Linked DNA regions of Homo sapiens: region 1 is linked to region 2. The links are chromatin loops, found by intact Hi-C in ENCODE. Cell type or tissue: PC-3. All regions are shown on one strand. Links, peaks and the distances in the headings refer to the core of each region. The heading gives the core; the rest is flanking DNA.

The links. Peaks named below come from ENCODE experiments on the same cell type or tissue, not always from the same donor. Only the 100,000 strongest peaks of a DNase experiment are listed, where the experiment ranks them.
Region 1: it touches region 2 in a loop (7-fold over the local background); 54 of 110 quality-filtered maps call a loop at or near these places.

Annotation. Positions count from the first base shown.
Region 1 is chr2:159,113,390-159,123,133 of GRCh38, forward strand. All of the region lies in intron 4 of TANC1 (tetratricopeptide repeat, ankyrin repeat and coiled-coil containing 1), which reads left to right. Among named protein-coding and RNA genes, the nearest start is that of MIR6888, 69 kb to the right of the region's middle. RefSeq lists an enhancer at 5,228-5,522. In PC-3, for the core only: CTCF peaks have their summits at 5,383 (motif pointing left) and 5,583; a DNase peak (open chromatin) is centred at 5,362; H3K27ac peaks cover 774 bases.
Region 2 is chr2:158,963,273-158,973,016 of GRCh38, forward strand. It overlaps TANC1 (tetratricopeptide repeat, ankyrin repeat and coiled-coil containing 1), which reads left to right and starts at 5,368. Exons shown (of 27, transcript NM_033394.3): 1 at 5,368-5,510. RefSeq lists an enhancer at 1-300 and silencers at 5,154-5,263, 5,324-5,403. In PC-3, for the core only: no CTCF peak of the experiment used is centred there; DNase peaks (open chromatin) are centred at 4,549 and 5,309; H3K4me3 peaks cover 4,901 bases; H3K27ac peaks cover 3,656 bases.

The DNA.
Region 1 (9,744 bases), core at 885-8,884, 150 kb after region 2:
TCTGTTTCCTTAGAAGAGTACTAAATTAATGTCTCTAATAGTTGGTTTCCTCATTGAGAAAGGAGAATAACCTACCTACCATATGGGTCTTTGAGAGGATTGGAAGGAATGTAAAGTGCCTGGCTCCTAGAATATGTTGGAAGAATGCTGCCCTTGCCATGTTCCATCAAACTGGTCCTGACATCTGAGATTGGGGTAAATCGCCCCTTCTGCCTTTTATTGTCCTCTCTCCTGTATCATCCTCTTTTGCCTTTAGTCTGTTTCTCTCACCTGGAGAATAGAGAAGGCACCACTCCTTCAGTGGAGGACTCTTGAAATCTAATTGCTTGCCAGGCACAGCAGTGCACTTGTAATCCCGATTACTGGGGAAGCAGAGGCTGGAGTATAACTTGAGCCAAGGAGTTTGTGATAAGCCTGGGCAGCATAGTGAGACTCCAGTCTCTTAAAAATTTTTTGAACAAAAAAATCTAATTGCTGACATTTGGACTTGGGTTAGCAAATATTGTTGAAACCATGAAAACCAAATTATTCATCATTGGGATCTGAGTTTTTGAATTGTGGGCACGGCTCTGTGGATGAGCTGACCCATCTACAGCTTCTGTGGGAAGGGTCTTGCCAGATACTTAATTGGTTTTCATTTCCTGAAGTGTGTGTTGCTTCCAGCCAAATGCTTTATGCTTATTTATTCTTAGTCCTATTGTAGCTTTTATTAAAAGTGATAAAGATCAGTGAGAGCACAAGGAACCAAGTTTTAGAGGAGTGTGAAAAGCAGTTCACAAGACAACGAGCTGATACCAAAGATTATGGGGACTGAAGGTAGGGAGCCAACCAAGCACCCAACTGTCCTCCTGAGGGGAGGACAGATGTGGCCTGGCTGTAAAGAGATGCCTTGCAGGGGCCACCTGAGTCCCATAAGATTGTCAGGAAGAAATGATATCAGTGGCCAGGTCAAGGAGCTATCCATTAGTTTCTGAGGATGTAATATTTACTAATATTTACTTGGTTTTAGGTTTTACTGTACAGTTAATTTTTTCTTATAGTTTGTGGTATTTTAACAGGCAAGCAGGTGCTTTTAAGGTGGGGGGAAACATCTTAACTGTAGCCTGAAATCTTGACTTACTGACAGTGTTGCTAGTAGAGTAGTGTGTGATACCCAGAAAGGAAAAAATAAACCTGTTGAGTTCAACATGTTTCCCCGAAATGAGCAAGAAACATATATCAGACTGCTTAAGAGAATCCCATTTTTATTTGCATTTTGACACTCTTTTATTATTTTTATGGTATACTTTTCCTGTTTCTTCCTTTCAACCTGGAAATTATTAGTTTGTGTGCCCTTTGGGCTTTAAAATAAAGTTCATTTTATTCTGTGGTCATCTCAAGAGCTCTTACTCCCCCAGTTCTCCTGGACTTGTTTTGGTGAGAGCCTGTTCCAGGATCCCTTTCATTGTAAGAGGACATTGTATGGGTGGATATGATGACTTTTGGTGGTGATCTTTATTTTTGCAAATGGCCTCAGAGGCACTCTGAGTTATTCAGTCTTTCACGCAGTGATTTCATGAGCTTCCATAAACATTTGTTTTATACCAGTTTATTGAGCACCAGCCATGTGTTGGGCTCTGGACTAGAGATGTGGTGGATATAAAGGTAAATAAATACTTGGCTCTAAGCTCTGGGGACCTCCCAGTTTGGCAAGAGATGACAACAGTGAAGACATTGAGGTGTCTACAAAGTGTTGTGACCTCACGGAGAAGAGCGAGACTCTCCTTTCGGAAGCTGGTAAGGGTGTGTGTGTGTGTGTGTGTGTGTGTATGTGTGTCCGTGTGTGTGTGTGTCATTGGAGGAGCCAGGTGTTTTATTTTGGCAGTGATGTCCTATGACAGAGTTAAGCAGAAGAGGGATGAAATAAATAGATTTGGTTTCTAGGACGGTAACTGTTTCACACAGGCCTCCTTGGGGTTGAGACTGGGACTCCTTGAGTCAAATGCAGTATAGTGGCTTAACTCTGCAGGGGAATGTGCAGTGTGGTGGAGGTTGATTTGAAAAAGTTTTAGGAAAAAGAATCTTTAGGTTGTGGTGACCTGTTTGTACATGAGAATTAGGGAAGGAAGAAAGTGCAGAAGGAAAGTACTCAAGGCAGGGGCTTCCTAGTCCTTTTAATCTCATGGCACATATAGGAGATTTTTGTACAGCAAATGGAATCAATGAACTGTCCCTCGGGCACTGCCCCAGACTCTGCCCAACGGTCCGGAGAGCTGAGAGAATCCATATCCTGGCATACCCTTAACTCATTTTTTGCATGCCATTGGGAAGCTTGCCGAGCTCTAGCTTGGTTTTCTTGATAGGTCAAGATTCAAAATATTCTGTTGTGCCTCATGACTTTGTTTTTCTCCCCAGTTTAATTTTCATAGTATTTCCAAGGTGGGCATTATTCCTGTGTTTTGGGTAGGAATTCTAAGGTTCTGAAAGGTAGAATTTCAGCCCTCGTTGGTCCTGGGATTCCAAGTAATGCTGTTTCTGCCCTACCACAGGTGTAGGTGCTGGTGTAATTAACTACAGTGTGGAGTGGTTTGACTTTGCCTATCTTGAACTTTGAGTGCTCCACGAAGCCATGCTTGTGAAGAGCACCAAGGAGTTGAGTGCAGAGTCTGAGCTAAGGTTGCTGGCCTCAAGAGAGAAAAGAGGATTTTGAAACAGGGCATCTGACGCAGAGGCTGTGAAGGTCAAGTATGATAAGGAATGAAAAGTACCTGTTAGTGGCTGGGCGCGGTGGCTCACACTTGTAATCCCAGCACTTTGGGAGGCCGAGGCAGACAGATCATCAGGTCAGGAGTTTGAGAACAGCCTGACCAACATGGTGAAACCCCGTCTCTACTAAAAATACAAAAAAATTAGCTGGGTGTGGTGGCAGATGCCTGTAATCCCAGCTACTCAGGAGGCTGAAGCAGGAGAATCGCTTGAACCCAGGAGGCAGATGTTGCAGTTAGCCGAGATTGTACCACTGTATTACAGCCTGGGTGACAGAGCAAGACTCAGTCTCAAAAAACAACAACAACAACAACAACAACAAAAAAAAAAAAACAAAGGACCTGTTAGCTTTTGGAAATATGGCAATTGATGACCTTTGAGCAGAATAGGCAAACTTTTTCTGTCAAGGGCCAGATAGTAAATATCTCAGGCTTTGAGGGCCACACAGTCCCTGTTGCGACTATGTAACTCTGCCATCGTAGTACAGAGCAGCCTTAGACAATACGTAAATGAGTGGTCATGGCTGTGTTCCAGTGATATTTTATGTATAAAAACACTCAGTGGTCCAATTTGGCCCCTGGGCTGTAGTTGGCCAATGTTAACTTTTGTCTCAGGAAAGGAAAGGAGAAATGGAAACTTAGCATTTATTCAACCATGTGCTAGACACTGCATGAACATTTTCAAGCCTGCAGCTTAGGTATGAACCCCACTTACAGTGAGTTGATGGAGCGCCCCAAGAGCTTAGTTATAACTTTGCTGAAGGTTAGACTGCTCGTTGATAACCAGTTGGGATTTGAACTTCAGTCTAATTCCAAAGCCTGGGTCATTTTCACTTTACTTCATTGCCACCCGGAATAGTGGCCTTCGATCACTCTCGAAAGGTGCAGATGGCACAGGAGCCCTCACACTCTGCCTTTCCACCATATCCTTCACATGACCTTCAGTGAAGCAGTGTTTGCTGCTTTACCCTCCTCTATGCTGAGGGTGAAAGGACTGTCAGGAACACAACCTAAATACAACATAGAAAGTAAAAGGACTCTCCTGTATGTGACGAGACCTCTTAGTTACCATTAAAGCTTGGGTGAACTTCTATTTTTAATAAAATTTAAATTCAGAATAGCGTTAGATTTATAGAGAAGTTGCAAAGAATGCAGAGTTCCCGTGCACTCCATACCAAGTCTCCTCTTATTAACATAGGACATTAGTATGACACACTTGTCAGAGTTAATGAACTGATATTGATACCTACTAAAGTCTGTACTTTATTCCTTTTTTTTTTGAGATGGGGTCTTGCTCTGTTGCCCAGGCTGGAGTGCAGTGGTGCAATCTCGGCTCACTGCAAGCTCCGCCTCCTGGGTTCACGCCATTCTCCTGCCTCAGCCTCCCGAGTAGCTGTGACTACAGGTGCCCGCCACCACGCCCGGCTAATTTTTTGTATTTTTTAATAGAGACGGGGTTTCACCGTGTTGGCCAGGATGGTCTCAATCTCCTGACCTCGTGACCCGCCTGCCTCGGCCTCCCAAAGTGCTGGGATTACAGGCGTGAGCCACCGTGCCCGGCCTATTCCTTTTTTTTTTTTTTTTTTTTTTTTTTTTTTAAAGCTTATTCCCAATGTCCTTTTTCTATTCCAGTATCCGAGAGGACACCATATTGCATTTAGTTGTCAGGTCTTAGACTCTTCTTGGCTGTGGTGGTTGCTCAGACTTTCCTTGTTTTGATGACCTTGGCAGTTTTGGGGAGTGCTGGGCTGGTGTTTTGCAGGTTGCCCCTCTACTGGAGTTTTTCTGTACTGGAGTTTTTCTGTACTGGAGTTTTTCTCTACTGGAGTTTTTCTCTACTGGAATTTTTCTGTACTGGAGTTTTTCTCTACTGGTGTTTTTCTCTACTGGTGTTTTTCTCATGATTAGACTGGAGTTACAGGTTTTGGGGCAGAAACCACAGAAGTGAAGTGCCTTCTGCTCCCATCTTTTGATGTACACAGTAGCTACCTGGCTTATCACTGTCTTGACTTCGATCACCTGGCCAACGTAGTGGGTGCCAGGTTGCTCCAAGGTGAAGTTATTCGTTTCCTTCCCTCCCCCTTCCATATATTAACATGAACGCATTTGTATGCATGCATAGATGCTGTATGTGGAGTGTGCTGTACTCTCCAGAAGGCAGGAAGTCGCTGTGTGCAGCCCACACTTAGGGGTATGGTGGTGTACACCACCACCATGAGAGTGGAGGATCTATGTAAATTGTTTGGAATTTTTCTGCATAGGAGATTTGTCTTGTTTCCCATTTATTTTCATCAGTATGGATTCCCGGGAAGATGAACTCCCAGTGTTGTACTTGGGTGTGATTCAGGAGTATGCAAGCCTTTCTGCCCCACTTTGTTGCCTTGTTAACTAAGGGAGGCTGAGATAAGTCCTCTCAGGTGCAGTCAGAGTCTGTCCTAAGATGGGGGTAGGGAGTTGCTGTGCCTCAGTGGTTTACTTTCTCAATATAGACTGTTAGCCATATGTGTGTTACCTGAAACCTTAAGGAGAAAGCATTTTTGGCCGGCCTGGAAAGGACACAAGCAAATGTAGCCTTGATGGTGGAGAAACGTCTCTAGCAGGGCTGTGCATCTGAATCAGCATTGAAGCAGCGCCACCTTGTGGTTGATGCTGAATGAGCTGTGTATTCGGCCAGGTTCTGTGATTCTTACCCTGTCTGCATGCTGTTCGAGTAGCTAAAGTACTTTAGAAAAGAAGAAACACTTTAAACTCTTAAAGAAAAAGAGAAGCTACCTCCTAACTTTGCCTTTGTACATGACTGGGTACACAAACAGCAGACATCTTAAAGTAAAAAATCTCTGTAGTTACTTTGTTTGACATACTGTTAATCATGTATTTTCTGGTAAGCCTTTTTGTCTCTGATTGTTCAAAATTGTTCAATAGCTGAGGCGTAAAAGTAGAATAGGTTATAACCCCAAGCCTCTGTCATATTTTTCTTTGGTATAGGCAGATTGGGCAGTTATTTTAATATTCATTCTTCTTTGCCCCCAAATGTCTTCAGATGTTTTTGTACACATGCGTAAGAGGTTTGAGCCTATGTAGGAAGTAGCCAGGGAGTCTACTGAAGTCCACTGTAATGTGTGGGAATGTGGAGCCAGTTATGATTAACAGCTGTCTGCATCCTGGATTGTTTAACCCATTGTTTACACCCACTCTTCAGAACCAGTGGAGGTGGGGGAGTTGGGAAGATGGTTTCATATGACCTGTGGTTGACCTGATTGACTGTTAGCAGGTGCTAAGATGGAGATCAGTTTCAGTTGGTTTTAAAAAAAATCAAGAAGCAGCCACTCTGTTGTAATAAATCATTGTATATTCAGGAATTCTAACTGTAATGTAAAATCTTGATCACCTGTTTTAGAGTAAGGTAAGCAATGACTGTAGTTGCTTTAACCAATAAAAATTCGACATCAACCTGAGCTGTAGCATGTTTAATGTGGAAACCCTGTTCTCTGTTTTGTCCTGAATGCTGAACACTGATAGGAAGTCAGATGCGGTAGCTGAGAGGTCACGATGGCCTGGGTTGCTGCAGGGGACGGCAGCAGGCACTCTTAGGAGGTGAGCTGCGGTCGTGGCTTATCTGGCCCCTCTCACTGATGTCACAGGTTACCTATGCAATCTGTGAGTGCAATTTGTCCTTTTTAGACTCTAAACAGATAATGGCTGAGCCCCCAAATATGGCTTTGCTGCTGCGCTTGATGTTTGCAAGAGGGAAGAGGTGTTTCAGATAATGGAAAGCATGTGCTTGCCAGTGTGAGCTCATCAACAATGAGGTCAGAGGAGGACAGTGCCTCTTGCTCGCAAGCCCAGCCTTCATACTGCCTTTTCTTTCAGTCTCAGGTGCAGCCTGTTGTGGGATTGTTAGAGGCCCCTTGCATGTGGTCTGACATGCCAGCCTTCTGACCATGTGCAACAGGACTGTGGGCTACTCCTGACTTCAGAGATAGCATCTTTGTACAGATGCCAGAGATGCCAGAGACACCCAGGAGTTGAGTCTGCTGGGGGACATGGACAAGGACGTAGGTGACAATAGTGTATGTGCTGTGGGGAAAGGATGACTGTGATAGCATGTGGAAGGTTCTAGAATTCAGAGGGTAACAGAAATGAGATGGCAGTCCTTACCAGCAGGGTGGGCACTGTGGGATAGGGAGTAGACAATGGTGGACTTGGACTTGAGGGAGTAGTTTGTTTATTTTTTTTTAATTTTTTTTTAGAATCTTGAACTTCCATTGAGTATTCTGAAAGGGAGAGATTGACTTTACATGGTGGAGGGACTATTTTGAGCCTTTTGATGTTGAGAGAAGCATTTTATGTACAAATGATATGAATTTTGCATTGCTATTCAGTGCATTATGGTTAAAAATTTTAAATATGGCTTCTCACAAGACTTAAAATTCAATGTGTCAATCTTGTGTTTAAAAAAATTTTAATTATTTTTAGAATGAATTTCACTTAAAGCTAAAAATTATGTATTTCAGGATAGGGTGTGGTGGCACAATGGATCATCACTCACTGCAGCCTCAACCTCCCAAGCTCAAGTGATCCTCCCACCTCAGCCTCCCAAGTAGCTGGGACTACAGGCACACACCACAACTAATTTTTGTATTTTTTTGTAGAGATGGGGTTTCACTGTGTTGCCTAAGCTGGTCTTGAACTCCTGAACTTAAGCGATCCTCCTGCCTCTGCCTCCCAAAGTGCTGAGATTACAGGCATGAGCCACCGTGTCTGGCCTCTCCTTTCTCTTTTACTTACGGCAGTTGAGGCCCACCTAGATAAGCCCCTCATCTCAGGATCCTTAACTTAGTCACATCTACACAGATGATTTTTCCAAATCAAGTAGCAAATACCATAGGTTCCAGGGAGTATGTCTTTGGGAACCATTATCAGTTTACCACACCTTCCTAACACAAGGTAACCTGATGGTCTAATAACATGTTTGCTGGAGTACTAGCTAGCATGTCCACATGTCCTGCCAGAAGAAGGAAAGAGAAGAGCAAAATGGGGTTTCTCCCAGCTGGCTCATCTTTGTAAACAGTCTTCCTTGAAATCCTACCTGATGCTGGCTCACCTCTCATTGGCTCTGTGGACCTAGCTGCCAAGGAGGCTGGGAAATGCAATTATTTATGCACTTAATTGCACTAGGGTGCTAAAGCATAATTTTCTCCGCTATTGTTGTTGTTTGAGACGGACTCCCACCCTTATCGCCCAGGCTGGAGTGCAATGGTGCAATCTTCGCTTACTGCAACCTCTGCCTCCTGGGTTCAAGTGATTCTTCTGCCTCAACCTCCTGAGTAGCTGGGGTTACAGGTGCCCACCACGATGCCTGGCTAATTTTTGTATTTTTAGTGGAGACGGGGTTTCGCCATGTTGGCCATGTCTCAAACTCCTGACCTCTGGTGATCCACCTGCCTTGGCCTCCCAAAGTGCTAGGATTGTGAGCCACTACGCCCAGCAGTTACGAGAAAGGCAATAGCATAATTCATTAATTAGGGAATCCAAAAAGATGTTAATGGTTTAGGAATTTGGGTTATAGAGATTTATATTGTCTGCCAGAGAATTGGTATGGACAAACATTGCTAGGGACAGGAATCATTTGCACTGCCAAGTTTTCTGCAATTTACAGACCTGTAAACTAGTCAATAGAAAGTCAAGAGTGTACACAGCTATGGAAAGATACTGTCGGAGGGTCTGCTTTACATAAGCAACATCCAGGCCCACTGAAGGTACACCCTGTTATCTCTTTTGTCCCTTTCCAAGTGTTTGAAACTTTTTATTTATTTATTTTTGAGAGATGCTCTCGTTCTGTTGCCCAGGCTGGAGTGCAGTGGCAGGATCACGGCTCACTGCAGCCTTAACCTCCCAGGTTGAAGTAATCCTCCCACCTCAGCCTCCCAAGTACATGGGACTACAGGCACACGCCACCACACCCACCTAATTTTTGTATTTTCTGTAGAGACAGGGTTTCACCATATTACCCAGGCTGGTCTGGAACTCCTGGGCTCAAGCCATCTGCCCGCCTTGGTCTTCCAAAATGCTGGAATTACAGGTGTGAGCCACTGTTCCTGGCCTATTTTTTAAAATAGTGAAAAATTAGGGCTTTCTTACAGAGGTGGAAGGAGATGATAGATGCTGGGGCTGGCCTTTAGCTGTTGCTCTCTATACATGGGTCAGAGATGTTTACCCAGGATTTGAGACTTGGGGACTTCCTATAACTGGGTATCACTATTATCATTGAAGTGGCCAGACCCTCTTTTCTAACTAAAAAAAAAATTTAATGTGTTTTTTTAAAATTAACATAGAGCAAAAATGAACTTTTTTTTCTCATTGTACAGATCTGTGACTGTCAAATGCACAGTTGTGTAACTACCACAAAGATACCAGTTCTTTCACCCCAAAATATTCCCTCATGCTGCTCCTTTGTAGTCAACACCCAACTCCTGACAACCCCTGAACTGTCCTCCAAACCTATAGTTTTGCCTTTTCAGATGTCGTGTTTAGAATTGTGTATAACCTTTTGAGTCTGGCTTCTTTCGCTTAGCCTAATGCAGTTGATTCATTCATGTTGTAGTGGGTATCAATTCTTTTTCTTTTTTCTTCTTTTTTTTTTTTTGCAGAGTAATACTGTTTTCCAAAGTGGTTCTACCATTTTGCATTTTCACCAACAGTATGAGGGTTTCAGTTACTTTGCATCTTCACCAGCAGTTTTTATATTTTGTTTTTTAAGTTTTAGCCATCCTAAAAGGTGTGCAGTGGTAGCTCATTGTCCAAGCTGGCCCTTTTAATGGTCTCAGTGCAACCTAGTCAGGTTGAAACTATGATCCATAGCTAATCTTTGGACCTAATCTGATTAAACTCATAAATCCTATTAAGAGCAACAGTGCTTACAGGTATTTCTCTAGAGACAATTGCGTTCTGCATCTCTGTTCCCTGTTCTTGCCCTTGATCTCTGCACCCTGATCTTGGC
Region 2 (9,744 bases), core at 912-8,911:
TAGCTGTGAAATCAAAAGGAGGTTTAAGAAGAGCTTTGAAATCACTGAAAGGTAACAGGGCTTTAGCTACAGCTCACTAAGTAGTCAAATCAATCTTTACTAAGTAGCTGGTTTTTAGAGCAAACGCTCTAGGTAAGGGGTGACTTCTCTAATGAAGCCCAGTAGTTTAATTTCTCCTGATAATTACATAGTGCCCTATTTTCTCTTAGGCAGACACGACTGCTGCTAAAACCATTGAGACATTTAGACATGACACACACAAGAAAGATAGAGGAGCAAAAGTTTATATTTAATCAGTTTCTGCTCCAAATCAAAAATGTTCAGATCTTTAATAGTTAGACAGATAGGACTTCTAATTGTTGTATTAAAAACTTCTAAATGCACGAATCTTGTTTTATGCACCCTTAGGCTTGGAAGTTACTGCTGTCTCTTATATGTGGCCCTTTAGTGGACAAACCTCTTCAATTTTATCAAGTTGATTTTCTTCATCATCCACAATATCAACATTCCTCATCTCTTTCTGGATTAAGTTGTCTGATCATCCAGAGACAAACAGCAAACTGATTTTTAAACAAAACCAAAATTGCTATTTTGGCTAGGTTTTCCATATTTTTGTCCCCCCATCTCCCACATCTCATCCCCTTTAAACCAAATCTTTTAGTAGGTGCTATTTTCTGATTTGCATTTCTTCAAATAAATATGCAACTACAAAGTAGTTTTGATTAGTGCTTGGTCTTACGAAAGTATTTCAGGGGTTCAAGTTCGTAATCCCATTGGTATTTATCAGTGTTATTTCACAGAATTGAAAAGATTGTCACTAATTAATAATATAAATAAGATTGTACTGGCAGTTGCAAAGAATCTCAGCGAGAATTTTTTTAAAGAAAATATTTCCTTTACATTAATATATTATGTAAGAATTTTCACATGTTGATTTGCATAGAGTTGTGCCTGTGTTAGACATACACTACACTTTTTCCTCTACAGTAACACAGGAGAAAATATATCTCTGTAAATGACTCCTGACTGCGACAAGACCTGCCAATTTACCCTCGGATAAGTCTCTGAGAGCTTAATTGGAGTTATTACCTACTACTAAATCATCTTTAAGTCACTCTTCCTTAAGAGCACAAATATAGGCATTCTGGACTGCTCTGATCAAACCTTTAGGTTGTTATTCAAGCCAAAGTGGCCCCAGGTAACAGGGAGAGGAAAACATCTAACTGTCTACTAAATAAAAACTAACTTTGGTAGAGCATTTTCTAATTAATTGTTTTCAACCTTTTTAAAATTTAATCTTCCCAACACATCTGTGAGGCTGGGATCCTATACCATTCTCCTTTTTTCATAGATTAGGAACCTGGGGCTCAAAAAGGCTAAACGAATTGCCAGTCACCACAAACAGTAAGTACCAGTCAGAATTGGCATTTAGATATTATGACTCCATTTCCAGTGCCTTTTCTAGCACAACTTGCTGAAAAGAGGGAAGGTGGAGAACATTAAAATGCATCTGTTATACTCAAAGTTAAGAACACATTTCTTTTTAAACTGTCTTAGCCAGACTCAATGACATTTCTCAGAGGGGTTACTATCTGATTGCCTTACCTACCTTTCCTGAACAAGGGAATTTCCTGTTTCCCCCTATAGGGTATTTCACTATCAGAAGATTAATGAAAGTCTATATTTAAAATCTGAATCTAAATTTATAAATGTAGATTTCTAAATCTAAATTTATATTTAAAATACTACTCAGATGGCATGCCGTCTTAAAGCAGGTTCTCCCAGGACTTTATTTATTCTCATATTCTTATAAGGAAATATGAACCTCTGACTCTATCTCTCTGTTTCTTCTCTCAGTGGATTACATATCGGTTTAAACAATTCACTGCCTCACCCATATTGGATGAGTTTCTATAATGTTGGCAGGCCATGTGTTAGACCTGTGGAGGGGTTTATATGTCCCATGACTCCTTAACTTTAACTGTCTGGCTAACTGTGCACAGCTACGGCTTTCTATATTCCTGGATGAATGTCTGCCATTAGCTTGCAGCTGACCATGGTGTTGGCATCCGTGTATGGCCATGGATCGTTACACACGCTGGGACTGTGGTGTAGGGGTATGTAATTTCATTGCTTTTCCCACCTGATTTCTAACTACACCCAATTTATTTTATTATTTTCAATGTCTTTAATAAAAATTATTTTCTTCCCCAAAATGTTAAAAGGGAGAGGAAGAATGAGTGGACCAAAGGAGAATGGATTTTGTAAACATTAAAAGATGCCCCAAAGAAGAAGTGTTTGTGTGCTGAATTATTTTGAGTCTAGATTTCCTTAAATTTTGCCTTAAAAATTGACTTAAAATTTTTTTTAGCCCTGTTACAGTTTTTGGATGTAATTAACTACAGTGTTTTAAACATTTTACTTCTCACTATGTATTCTATACTACACATACCATAATAAACACTGGCCATGATCCCAACTTAGACTTGATTTAAAATAGAAGTACTTACGAATCCAAGCAGGAAAAAAAAGCATTCTAACACTCACAAGGCACATTCTTTTCTCACGCTTTCCTCAGCCTATTCCCCTGGGCAGTAAATTGTATAGTAAAATGACCAGTTTATTATTTGCTGTTTTCTTTCACTCTGCTGAGAAAAGCTACATTGCTGGCAAACTGACAGAAAATTTAAAAATGGAATCCAGTATTTTGTATGTCTGTTTAGGGAATGTGTGCAGCATAGACTATTCACGTGATCTATATTTCTCTTTTTTTGTCCTAACTGGTATCAACAGAAATGTAATGAATGAGCTTCTTAAAGTAGATGGGATAAGCAGAGATATCCTCAGAAAAGCAAGAGATGATTCTTGCTTTCCTTTTCCTAAAAATTCAAACAAACCATTAACTAACAACTAACTAAAAACGCTTTTATTTTTTAAGGGAAAAGCAGATTTTAAAAAAATTAAAATTCATTTTTTAATATGTGCTCAGCTAATACTTCACTTATTAAGATATTTAGAAAATGTTCACATTTTTTTCTTACAAAACGGATCTTAATGGAAGCCCCCTGTTTGCCTCACCCATGAATTTTCATTTTTTTTTTTTTACTCTTTTTGGCCTTGTCTTTTATAAATGTACTATTTTCACCCACAGCTTAAGAGAGCTTCTTTGATGTTCTTAGTACAACATAGTGTATGTAATGTCAGCTGTTTAAAGCTGGAGATCAGATTGTGCATAATAACATATGTAGTTTGGATTATATAAACACTACAGGAAGAAGGGGAGACAGGGCCTTTCTGTGTGCACATTTCAGATTGCTAGCTGTATGCCTGTTTAGAATGTTAAATACTCCTAACTAGGCAGTGATGAAGTTACTTCTTTAGTGACTGTGACTTCTGAAACTATAAAGACAAAACTTTTTCAACTAAAAATAATTTAAAGATGATGTCAGTAATGAACATATTTATGTGATTTTCTACTTGCTACTTAAGGAGCTTTGAGAGTAGAGGGAAAAAAATTGCACTGCCTTCAAAGCCCTATTTAACTAAGCAATTTCATCAAAAATTTGGAAATACAGCTGAGAAGAGCCAAAACCAGAAAAATGTGGTACAAATGATAAATTTCATCCATTATACCTTTCTCCCATTATAAAGAAGTCTGGAGCAGGAAATCTTACCAGTCTATTTTCTTAGGATTGTTTCTCTTATATTTTAATATTTCAGATTAGTTAGACTGCTTGGAGTTTTTGTCTTTTGTTTGCATCATTCTTTTATCATTAAGGTTGCTGTCTGGCTTTTTTGTCTGTTGAAAGATTTCGTTTCAAGATAAATTAAATAAAACATTACCATATTTTTCAGCAATGAAACATTTCAGATGGAGAAAGAAGTCAATAGTTTTCTGGTTTAAGTTTGTATTTTTATTTTCAATATTCTATCCTGCCTTGTTTCGGGAATACTTCAAGGCCGCTGATGTGTTTACTGCTCAAATATCAACACAGCAGTAATCAGGCCTTTGAAACTATGGGTGAAAAATCCAGTCCATTTCAGTCTTTTTAATTTATGAAAAGAGATTGTGTGGCATTTTGCTTCCTGTCCCTTTTCATAAGAACTTTAAATATGGACACCCCTCCTGCTGGTGTCTTTATATAGGGAAGCTCTGCGTGAGGTTGAAGTTTTTATGAGGAAACTTGTTTAAAACACAATCGTATTTTAAGGCGGGTTTGCCACAGCAAGGTTAGGGGTTACCAATAAATCGGTTTACAGCAACTTCTCTATTCTCTGCTCCAGACACACCAATGGGGTGACCCGTGCACAATTCCCGCTGGCCACACAAGGCAGCGGCAGTTCTAGTTGATCCTTCCTTCGTCAACTAGATCAACGAAGGCTGTCTTAGAGAGCTTCGGGTATTAAGTGAGCAGAGTCCCTTAGGCCAATTTGGCTGCCTGGGATTCCTGGGAGGATCTTGGAGAACCCAGGACACCCGAATCCCTAGTCCCTATCCTGGTTTTTGCTCTGCTGGAGAATAACAAAACATTTTGGGAACTCAGGAGTTTAATTTACTGCCACCAACCGACAAAATAATAGCATCTTTGTGTGTTCTCTCCCCTCCGTCCCTCCCACCTCCTTCCGACAGAAGCACGACGCTGGCCCTCTGTGAATGTAGCGCAGACAGCACGGGCCAGCCCGGAGCGGTCGCAGGAGGCTCCAGACCCGCGGCCCCAGGGACGCCCGGGAAATCACCGGCCCCAGAACGTCCCCCATTCCTTTTGGGAAATAAAAAGACGCAGCCGGTGAGATGCCTTCTTAGACCTTCCAGCTCATTTAGCTGATTCTGGCCCCAGAAAGTGTGTTTGTGTTTGTGTGTAGTTAAGTGAGGCAGAGAAAATCCAAGAAAGCCGCACAAGCCACCCCAAAGCGTCCACGGAAACTCCAGCTCGGTTAATTGCTCCCATATGTCCTCCTCGGCTGTGGTAAAAAAGCAGCGAGGAGGGAAGGCCGGGTCGCTTTATTGATTTTGAAGAGGCTGTAAAAAAGACTATGGCCCATCTCATTTTGGTCCCAGAGGGGCCTAGGCGCAGCCCCGGGGGACCCGGTGCCCAGAGGGATGGTAGGGTGCTTCAGGCCCGGACCTGGCGCCGAGAGGCGGGACAAGGGGACCTCGCGCCCAAGCCCCGCGGAAAGTTCGCGCTCCGCGCTCCAGCCGGTCCCTGGATCCGCCGCAGCCCGGGGCGGGGAGGGGCGCGGGAGGCGCGGCCGGGGCGGGCGCGCGAGAGGAAGGTGCCTTCGGGAACACGCGCAAGGGCGGGGATTCGCGCTGCCAATGAGGCCCCGGTGTGGGCCGAGCAAGGCGGGGGGACGGGCCGGAGCGGAGGCTTTGCTGTGGCAGCTGCTGGAGCGGCGGCCGCCTCGGGAGCCGGAGGAGAGGCAGCCGCGGAGCGCCGAGCTGGCCTCGCCCCGAGGCCCGGCCCTGGGTGTGGGGAACCGCGCTGAGGAGCTGGAAACTTTCCCGGCAGGTAACTCCCGCAGCCCGGACTCCGCCGCGGGCCTGCGAGCGCCCCGGGCATGGCCAGCTGCCAGTGTGCGGAGAGGTCGAGAGGGACCCGGGGTGGAGAGGGTGATGGGAGAAGGGAAAGGCGTGTGGGAAAGTTTCTGGAGCGCCCCCTCCTCCGCCGGGCACACCCGGGAGCTTTCCGGGAATAGGCACAGACATGTTGGGCGCCCCGGGCCTTGGTCTCTCGGCGGCTTTGGGGAGTCCGCACCTTCCTTGCGCGGTTCCCCCGCGCCGGACCGAGCCGGCCTCCCCTGGAACCGGTGTGGTGGGAACCGGGAACGCTTGGGGCACGCTCGAGTTCTGGGACCACCCCCGCCCGGCGCGCCCGCTCGCCCCCTTTCCCGCCTTCTCTGTAGCCCTCGGGCTTGGCAAGGGCCTGGGCTACGCCTGGTACCTGGCGCGGGGGAGGCGGGGGGAGGCGCGCCTGGCACCGCGGGGTCCTGGGCGCCCCCCGGAGTGTTGGGGTGCGCGGGTCGCGAAGTTGCCGAGAGAACTTAAGCCGGAGGCATGGTATTGCCCCAGTCTGGGCTGAAAGTCTATTGCTTTGCTTCCAAGAACACTGCGATTAGCATATCCACACTCCTTTATTGGGGGTGGGGGTGAGTTAGGATTAGACGTTGGGGGTTTTTCTTTAGGGGTGGGGCGCTGAGAAGAGCGGTAATTGTCAAGATTGTGAGCCCCCTTGTTCTTGGATGCAGAGTGGTCATTTTCGGGGGACGATATCAGGGCACTGGCTTCCTGGAGGACTTTGGGGTGCGGGCGCGCAGCGCTGTGGGTGTGCGGGGCTCCCGGCTTTGGCGCGGCGGCTTTCCGGAACGCCTGGCTGGGAAGGAAGCTCTAGGCATTGTGTGGTGTGTTTGCAGACAGAAAGGTCCCTGGACCGGTGTTCTCAAAACTTACTGGACTTATTGTGTAAAGCTCCGGGAGGAAATGTGGCGTTGGCCAGGTAGAAACGCGGCGCTGCGGCCAAGGGGCGGAGGACGCCAGGCTCGGCAACGGCCTTCTCCCAGCCCCCTCCTGCCAGCTCCAGATCCGCGTGCCTCCAGTGTTGGGACCGTTCTCAGTGGCGTTGTTCCCTGCTGGAGTTAACTTGGGAGGTGAGGAGGGAACTTTCATCTTGAACTTGACCCCAGAAGCAGCGTCGTCCGTACAGGTTACAAGGTAAATGGAAGCTGAGTCTTAACGTGGGTTGGACCGCAAACTCTGGCTGGCGCGGAAAGGAAGTTCCTGGTTCAGAATCTTTGAGGAAAGGGCTCAAGATTGCTGAGATCGCTCGCTCTGGAAATGCCAGACACACCAGACTGCAGAAGTTAATGCGTGTTTGGAGGGGTGGGGGTGGGAGAGGAAAGGAGAAACCTGGTTAGTTGGCACAGAGGGCTGGTATTTCTCTGTAGTGGAAATGAAGGGAGTCTGCGTCTCTGCTTTCACCAGATCCGCTACCCTCTTTTTTCCTTCCTTGGTCATCTTTATTCCTGCCAGGCTGGCACTCCTGAGGCAGGGGAGGGGAAGGAGAGGAAAGCAGTTGTGAAGCTTCCTGGGTCAGCCTGGAGGTATTTCAGATCTGCTACTAGGAAGATTCCAGGATTTTAACAGCTGCTTCTTGATTGCTGGGAATGAAGGAGTTTATGAGCGGCTGAGACTACTTCATTATAGAAGTAGTCTGAGTGTTTTACTCATCTAAGCTACTTAAAGACCTCACAAGGGACCTTCCCTAGAGTATGCCAGTTTCTGCAGTTTGTGTCAGCCAGAATGCTTGGTGAGTGTTAGTCAAAAAGCATCATAAATATATCCTGGTGGTTCTGAAATGAAAAGTATGTGGCAGTAAAGGAAGTATGGTATCTGATATCCTTCAGGACTTCCTCCTAGGGTTGTTCCTGTTACCTGCCAAGTGAACTTGGTTCAGGCTTCCGGACTGTTGTGATTTGACAATAAGAGATGGGAAATAGTGTCATCGATTTTAGTGGAAGCAGGAAAAGTCCACAAATAAATTTAAGGTGAGTTTTTATGACCCTGTCTTGCACATGTGGTGCCCCAAACTTAACTTTTTGGCACCAAGCCTTTTGGTTTGAAGTGTTGCTGGAACTTGGAAGCAATGGTTTTCCTGCTTTCTTGGTTTAACCACCAGAATGCCCAAATTATTATAATTTATATCCATCCTTGATCTAAGATATAACTGATTCATAGTCAGCCTTTTTCTGCTTCCCATAACAGCCTGTAGAAAAAAGAACATTTTGTCTCTTTAACCACACACGATTTATTTGGTGCCATAGTAGGTTTTGACACTGGGTGATTGAGGGCATAATTTTAGAGACAATGGAGTTGTCTGGATTAAATCGTCCATTTTTAGGCAACGTTCTCTTCTGAGTTGCTGATTAATTCTTTATTTCTCTGGGAACATTAAAACCAGCATCCCTGAGCCAGTGGAACTATAATCCATATTATAATGACTCCTGCCAGCATAGCTGGAGGTTAACTTTATGTCGTTGTTTCCATTAGACATTTCTAACCTAATTGTAAAGATTTTGTCTCAGTTGGGTTGAGAGTAGGGTTGAGAGTCTCATAGAAAAAGAAATGGCTTTATTTTTATCTTTATGATAAAATAAAGTTTGTGTTACAGGAATACATTTACAGAAGCAAAATAAAGAAGAGTGTTTATATATTTGTGGGGAGGATTTGTTTTAGTGTTTAAAATAGTTTGGTTTTCAACTGTCTCTTAAATGCATATTTCAGTGGTGGAAAAACCAGAACCTCTCCCTGCCCCCTTTCTCCCCACGTTATGAAAGTGTTCACTGTACAAAGAACTCTTAAGCCTTTCTGGGTCTTGGTTTTCTCATTTTTTTCATCCCTAAAATGGGATTACCTTGCATCCCTAAAGTTCTGTGACTCTCCAAAAGTTTGAGAAATGTAGGAATTCTGAAGCCAGTGCTGTAATGTTAGAACACTGCTATGGGGTTTATAAGGGCTTGATTTACACATTTTATCCCTAACCCTTTATTTGAATAAACCAAGGCCTAGAAAGTTAAATTAGACCTGTATCATCTATAAATAGTTGAGTTGAACTTGAACCAGAGTCTTCTGATTCTCCCTAGTCTCTTCTCCTCTGTTTATTCAAACCTGCCAAACAGACTAAAGTTAATATGTGGCAATTTCTCACAATACATTTTTAGGGTTATATATGAGTTATTTTGATTTCAGAACCCCAGGGTTAACATCTATGCTTTGATGTCAGGGATTAAAAACAGTTCACCAATAATGGTAATAAAACTTTCTCCTCAAGAGAGTTTCAGAAAGTCACATGCTTCAAACTAATCATTTGTTTATTTTCAACTTCTTTTTTATTAAGTAGGCTTCAGGGTGTAATGTGATTTATAATCCGGACTAGTAACCCAGACAGCATTCTTAAGGAAATCACTTCTCAAATCTGTACCTCTTTTTAAAAATAAAAAATGAACATATCATTTGCCTTTGATCTTGGTATCTCTCAGCCTAATTGCAAAGCCTGGGTGAGTATTCCTTTTTTTGGTGTCATCATTCTTGGACTGTTCCTACTGATGGCTGGATAAGTCTGATTTTGCAGCACTTTCCATGCTAAATACATCCTTCCCTTATGCTGTTGGGTTGATGGTAAAGAGGTAGTAGGTTGCAGGTGACCCATTTTTGCTGTGTCTCTAAATGTTTGTGCTTTGTCCTGCTTGCCTAGTTAGCAGCACTCACTGCAGCTTGACACTCATCTGGAGGCTGGTATTGATTTTCTTTAACAGGTTCTAAAATGCAATTATGTGTTAAGCTGTAGGCTCTTTTATGTCTGAGCAGCTTGTCCATCTTCAGCTTTTTAAACTTATTCTCAGAGGAATGTCTTTTCAAAATATTAAGCAATGGGGTTTAAACCTCAATAAGAAGATGTATCAGTGCTCATTGGCTGGGAAGGAGGTGTAGTATATCTGAAATTGCCGCCATTTCCATGAGTGAGAGAAGAGAACATTATGAAGTGCTATTAGCTAGAGAAGTTGGGACACTTTGTACCAGGAGGGCACAAGAGCAGCAAAGGAGAAGAATGATTCTTGGTTTTTAATAATATTATCAGGAGCATGGATTTGGAATGATAGAGGACTTTGAAGAAGGCTTTCAGAGGACATTATCTTGTGGAGAGTGAAAGGAGTTCTCCTGGTTTGGTTTAGCTGTGTTGCTGATGGAAC